2 separate regions of the Homo sapiens genome follow, and region 1 is linked to region 2. A link is an interaction called in ENCODE POLR2A ChIA-PET data of the cell type or tissue named here. Cell type or tissue: IMR-90. All regions are shown on one strand. Links, peaks and the distances in the headings refer to the core of each region. The heading gives the core; the rest is flanking DNA.

The links. ChIA-PET counts read pairs that join two places held together with the same protein. Peaks named below come from ENCODE experiments on the same cell type or tissue, not always from the same donor. Only the 100,000 strongest peaks of a DNase experiment are listed, where the experiment ranks them.
Region 1: POLR2A ChIA-PET joins it to region 2 with 16 read pairs; 10 of 35 experiments call an interaction of 5 or more read pairs at or near these places.

What each region holds. Positions count from the first base shown.
Region 1 is chr1:92,797,031-92,799,953 of GRCh38, forward strand. No RefSeq gene overlaps it. Among named protein-coding and RNA genes, the nearest start is that of EVI5, 13 kb to the left of the region's middle. In IMR-90, for the core only: no CTCF peak of the experiment used is centred there; DNase peaks (open chromatin) are centred at 521 and 1,141; H3K27ac peaks cover 364 bases.
Region 2 is chr1:92,729,662-92,732,584 of GRCh38, forward strand. The region is part of intron 2 of EVI5 (ecotropic viral integration site 5); the gene reads right to left. It also overlaps the pseudogene LOC100289500. Among named protein-coding and RNA genes, the nearest start is that of EVI5, 54 kb to the right of the region's middle. In IMR-90, for the core only: no CTCF peak of the experiment used is centred there; no DNase peak of the experiment used is centred there.

The sequences.
Region 1 (2,923 bases), core at 202-2,701, 67 kb after region 2:
AGGTTACAGTGAGCTGAGATCGTGCCAATGCACTCCAGCTGGGCAACAAGAGTGAAACTCGGTCTCAAAAAAGAAAAAAAAAAAAGGTGACGGTGGGCAAGCAAGCCATATCTAGGAAAGAGCATTCTAAACAGAGAGAACAGCAAGTACAAAGGCTTTGAGGCAGAAATGCACTGGGCATATTCAAGGAACAAGGAGACCAGTGGTGTGGTTAGAATGGAGTAAGCAAGACAAATACTAGGATATGAAATCAGAGAAAACAGAATCAGATTACATAGAAGGCCCTATAGGCCTTTTTAGGACTTTGGTTTTTATTCTAAATTGGATGGATAAGCAAAGTGACATCTGACTTCTATGGGGTGTGTGTGTGTGTGTGTGTGTGTGTGTGTGTGTTTGTGTTTTAAGAGGCAGAGTCTTGCTATATTGCCTGGGCTGGAGTGCAGCAGCTCTTTACAGATGCAATCAAAGCACACTGCAACCTCCCAAGTAGCTGAGATTACAGGTGCATGCAGCTGTGCCCAGCTTTCTGACTCATGTTTTATGTTTAAAAGCATTGGCTGCTGTGAAGTAAATTCTCTAGGGGGTAGCAGTATAAACCTGGAGACCAGTTGGAAGATATTGAGAGATGATGATTGCTTGAACTATGGTGGAAAGTGCAAGTGATGAGAAGTGATTAAGTTTGGATATATTTTCAGCCAACATGATTTGCCTTCAGACTGGCTATGAGATAAAAGAGAGAACGCAAGGTTAACTTTGAGATTTGGGGCTTGGGCAACTTTAAGGATGGAGTTGCCATTTACGGAGACTGGGAGGGAGGAGCAGGTTGAAAGGTTGGGTTGGGTTTCTGTCATATGCAATCAAGAGTCCTGACTAGCCTGGGCAACAACGTAAGACCCCGTCTCTAAAAAAACTAAAAATAAAAATTTAGCCGAGCATGGTGGCTAATTTTATTTTATTTTACTGAGACAGAGTCTGACTGTTACCCAAGGTGGCACTTGTAGTCTCAGCTACTCAGGAGGCTGAGGCAGGAGGATTCCCTGGGCCCTGAGTTAGAGGTTTCAGTGAGCTATGATGGCATCACTGCACTCCAGCCTGGGAAAAAAAGGAAAGAAAAGAGTTCTGACTAAATACTTGAGTAGCCAGAGGAACAAAGTAAGTAATGTTTGAGGCAGATCTTAGTGAACAAGAATTCCATTCTTTCTGTTAGGGAATGAAGTGTGTGGGTGTAGTTAATGCTTATTGAACTATCTTTGGAATCTCATCTGCTGGTCCATCTGTATGTGTATATTATATATGCCGTATCATTGAGCTTTTGCTGGTTATGTTACATTAACAAAAGCCCCAAAATCTTAGCACCTATACGTACAAAGGTTTATTTTTCATTTGCATTTTCTTTTATGACAGGTTGGCTGTGACTCTGCCCTACACAATCTATTTTATTTGTTAGATGGTAAAACCTATAATACTTGTAGAATTGTTAAATGTGGTATCAGTATTTTCATTCATTCATTCATTCATTTAACAAATATTTATTCGATATCTGTTTCATGCAAGACAAGGTCAAGTACTGAGAATAGAGTAGTGAATAAGATAGACAAAATCTTTGATTTCCAGGAGCTTATATTGCAAATGAGATTAAACACATACAAAATAATCACAATAACAATAATGAATGCTATATTCGTAAATAATAGCTGTAAGAGATTTTAGTACCTTTTTTAAGTTAGAAAAATATAAAAATTATTAAAACTAAAATGGCCAGCCGGGCACGGTGGCTCCCGCATGTAATCCCAGCACTTTGGGAGGCCGAGGCGGGCGGATCACGAAGTCAAGAGATCGAGGACATCCTGGCCAACACGGTGAAACCCTGTCTCTACTAAAAATACGAAAATTAGCTGGGTGTGGTGGCATGCGCCTGTAGCCCCAGCCTGGCCAACATGGCGAAACCCTGTCTCTACTAAAAATACAAAATTAGCCGGGCGTGGTGGTGTGCACCTGTAATCCTAGCTACTCAGGAGGCTGAGGCAGGAGAATCACTTGAACCTGGGATGCGGAAGTTGTGATCTCAGCCGAGATCGCGCCACTGCACTGCAGCCTGGCAACCGAGCAAGATTCTGTCTCATTAAAAAAAAAAAAAAGAAACCTAAAATGACCAGGTGTGATGGCTCACACCTGTAATCCCAACACTTTGGGATGCCAAGGTGGGAGGATCACTTGAGCCCAGGAATTTGAAACCAGCCTGGGCACCATAGAAAGACCCTGTCTCTACAAAAAATAAAAAATCAGCCGGGCATAGTGGTGCATGCTTGTAGTACCACCTACTAAGGAGGCTGAGGTGGGAGGACTGCTTGAGCCTGGGATGTCAAGGCTGCAGTGAGCCAGGATCACGCCACAGCACTTGAGCCTGGGTGACAGAGCCTGTCTCAAAAACAGAAAATCTAATCAATGTAGACCTGAAATTATTGTGTAGAATACTATTGTCTATATCACATCACATCAGCCCTTTAAATGACTTAACACTTATTTAGGTATGATCCACAAAGTTTTCCTGGTAATTAAGTATACCTAAGTACAATTAAGTATAAAAGAGTTAATGCCTTGACAAGAATATTGTAAAAATTTTAAAAAGATAAATAAAAAATAAATAAATAAAGAGCAAAAACTGTAGCTTTGTGAGTCTCATTGTCTAATTCACATCACACTGAACATCTAGAAATAATTCTGAACACCATGTAATTCACTTAATACATTTTGCCTGAATGCCCAACAGATCTGAGTTACCAACACCTGCATGTAGCCAATAAATTGACAATCATTTATAAATGATCACTTATGACTCCATCCACTCTACCCACTTATTTTTTTAAACTTTCATTTATTTATTTTTATATATTTATTTTGAGATAGAGTCTCCCTCTGTTGC
Region 2 (2,923 bases), core at 98-2,597:
ATTTTAAATCAGCTCTGGATGACTTTTAGTACCTAATACAATGTAAACATTATATAATAGTTATATGTATTTTTTATTTGTATTATTTTTATTGTTGTATGTTATTTCTTATTTTAAAATGTATTTTCCATCTGTGGTTCTGCAAATGCAGAACTTGTGGATATGGAGCGCAGACTGTATCACAAACAAAATTTTAGCAAATTGAATCCAATACTTTACAAAGAAAAGATATAATGATGAAGTGGGGTTTATCCTAAGAATGTAAAGTCGGTTTAACATTGAAAAATCAATGTAATTTGCCGTATTATCAGACTGAAAGAAGAAAACCATTAATGATCATTTCAGTAGAGGCAAAAAAAGCATTTGACAAAATCCAAAATCTGTTTTACATAAATTCTCAGCAAACAAGAAATAGAAAGAGGTGTCAAGTGCAATAGCTAATGCCGGTAATGCCAGCCTTTGGGAGGCAGAGGCAGGAGGATCACTTGAGCCCAGGAGTTTAAGACCAGCCTGGGCAATATGGCAAAACCCCATCTCTACAAAAAAGTACAAAAGTTAGCCAGGCATGATGGCACGTGCCTGTAATCCCAGGAGGCAGGGCTTGGAGAATCACTTGAGCCCAGGAGAAGGCTACAGCAAGCCCTGATTGTGCCACTGCACTACAGCAGCCTAAGTGACAGAGCAAGACCCCCATCTCTAAAAGAAAGAAAGAAGGAAATGGAGAAAGAAAGAAATGGAAAGCGGCTGGTCACAGTGGTTCACGCCTGTAATCCCAGCACTTTGGGAACCCAAGTCCTTGAAGCCAGGAGTTTGAGATTAATCCAGGCAACGAAGCAAGACCCCGTCTCTACAAAAATATTAAAAAAAAAAATTAACCAAGTGTAGTGGTGCATGCATGTAATTCTAGCTACTCAGGAGGCTGAGGTGGAAGGATCACTTGAGCCCAGGAGACCAAGGCAGCAGCAAGCCATGATTATGCCACTGCATTCCAGCCTTGGTGACAAAGCAAGACCTTCTCTCACAAAAAAAAAAAAAAAAAAAAGGAACTTCCTCAATCTGACAAAGGCCATATCCAAAAAATACAGTTAACATCAAGCTTAATGCTTTCTTCTTAAGATCAGAAAAAGAACAGGTATGTCTGTTCACCACTTCCATTCAAATTTATACAGGAGGTTCCCAGTTAGTAGCAATGGTCAAGAAAATAAATAAAAGGCATCCAGATTGGAAAGAAGCAAAAGTGCTCTTATTCACAGATGATAGGCTCATCTACATAGCAAATCTAATGGAATCTAGACAAAAACCAAAAAAAACTACCAAAACAATAACTGAGTTTAGCAAAGCTGCAGGATACATGAATCAATATAAGAAAAACAATTGTAGAGCCAGGCACAGTGGCTCAGGCCTGTAATCCCAGCACTTTGGGAGGCCGAGGTAGGCAAATCACTTGAGGTCAGGAGCTCGAGACCAGTCTGGCCAACATGGTGAAACCCCATCTCTACTAAAAATACAAAAATTAGCCGTCATAGTGGCACATGCCTATAATCCTAGCTACTCAGGAGGCTGAGGGAGAAGAATTGCTTCAACTCAGGAGGCAGAGGTCACAGTGAGCAGAGATCACACCACTGCACTCCAGCCTGAGTGAGTGAGGCCCCATTTCAAAAAAACAAAAAAAGAAATACAATTGTATTTTCTTTTTAACACAGAAGGTGTTGACAATTGTAGTTCTATATGCCAGCAATGAAAAATTAAAAATGAAGTTTACAAAAACAATACCATTGACAAATAATAATTGAGAAATACATTGTGTTCATGGGGAGGAAGGCAATATTGTTAGAGATTTAATGCAATCCCAACCAAAATTTCAGCAGGCGTTTTTGTAGAAATTAACAACTTGATTGTAAAATTCATTTGGGGATGCCAAGGACCAAAAATAGGCCAAAAAAAGAACAACAGTGGAGGCCTAACACTATCTGATTTCAAGACTCAGTATAAGCCTACAATAATCAAGGCAGTATAGTGCTAGTATTAAGATAGACATGTAGACCAACAGAACAGAATAGAGCCCAGAAATAGACTCATACACATACAGACAACTGATATCTGACAAAAATGCAAAAGTAATTAAGTAAAGAAAGAACAGCCATTTCAATAAATGGTACAGGAATAATTAGATGTCCATATTCAAAAAATGAACTCCAAATGTATCACAGAGCTAAATGTCAAACTTAAAACTATAAAACGTTCAGGAAAAAAATAGGAGAGAAACGGTATAATCTTGGATCACCGAAAGCACAATCCATAAAAGAACAATTTGAAATTGTAACTTAATCAAAATTTAAAATTTCTGTTCTTTAGTGGCACGAGAGAGATGGCACAGTTGAACACTGGGCAGCACTGCCAGATTTTCTTTCATTTGTGTGTGATACTCAGGAATATTTTGCCTTGAATACAAAAGCTGGCGGCAGTCTCATGGTTGTCCTGAGATGACTGTAATCAATGAGAGACTGAAGACATAAACATAAATTTTACCCATGCTCATTCAAGGACCGTGTTGAAAAACTTGTGGCAGTTATACGTCCTTACTGTGAGAATAATTTTTGCCTGAGACACCATCATCAGTCAGATCACAAGTGTGAAAAACTGGAAATCCCAAAGCCTTACATGACTGCCACTCAGTAACTTGTTAAAGACATTGATTCCAAAACAGGAGAGACAGCAAGCAAAGAAGGGAAAGGTGACAAAAAATAGTGAAACAGCTGCAAAGGAATTGCATTGAAATTGAGGATATATGCTGATGGAGATATATCACTGCCACAGGGAGAAACTATTTGCTTTCAAGTTTTCTTACCTAAGGGGAGCAAAGAGAAGGGCAAACCAATGTTCTTTTCCATGGATGAAGCATCAGAAAGGTCACAAACTTTGC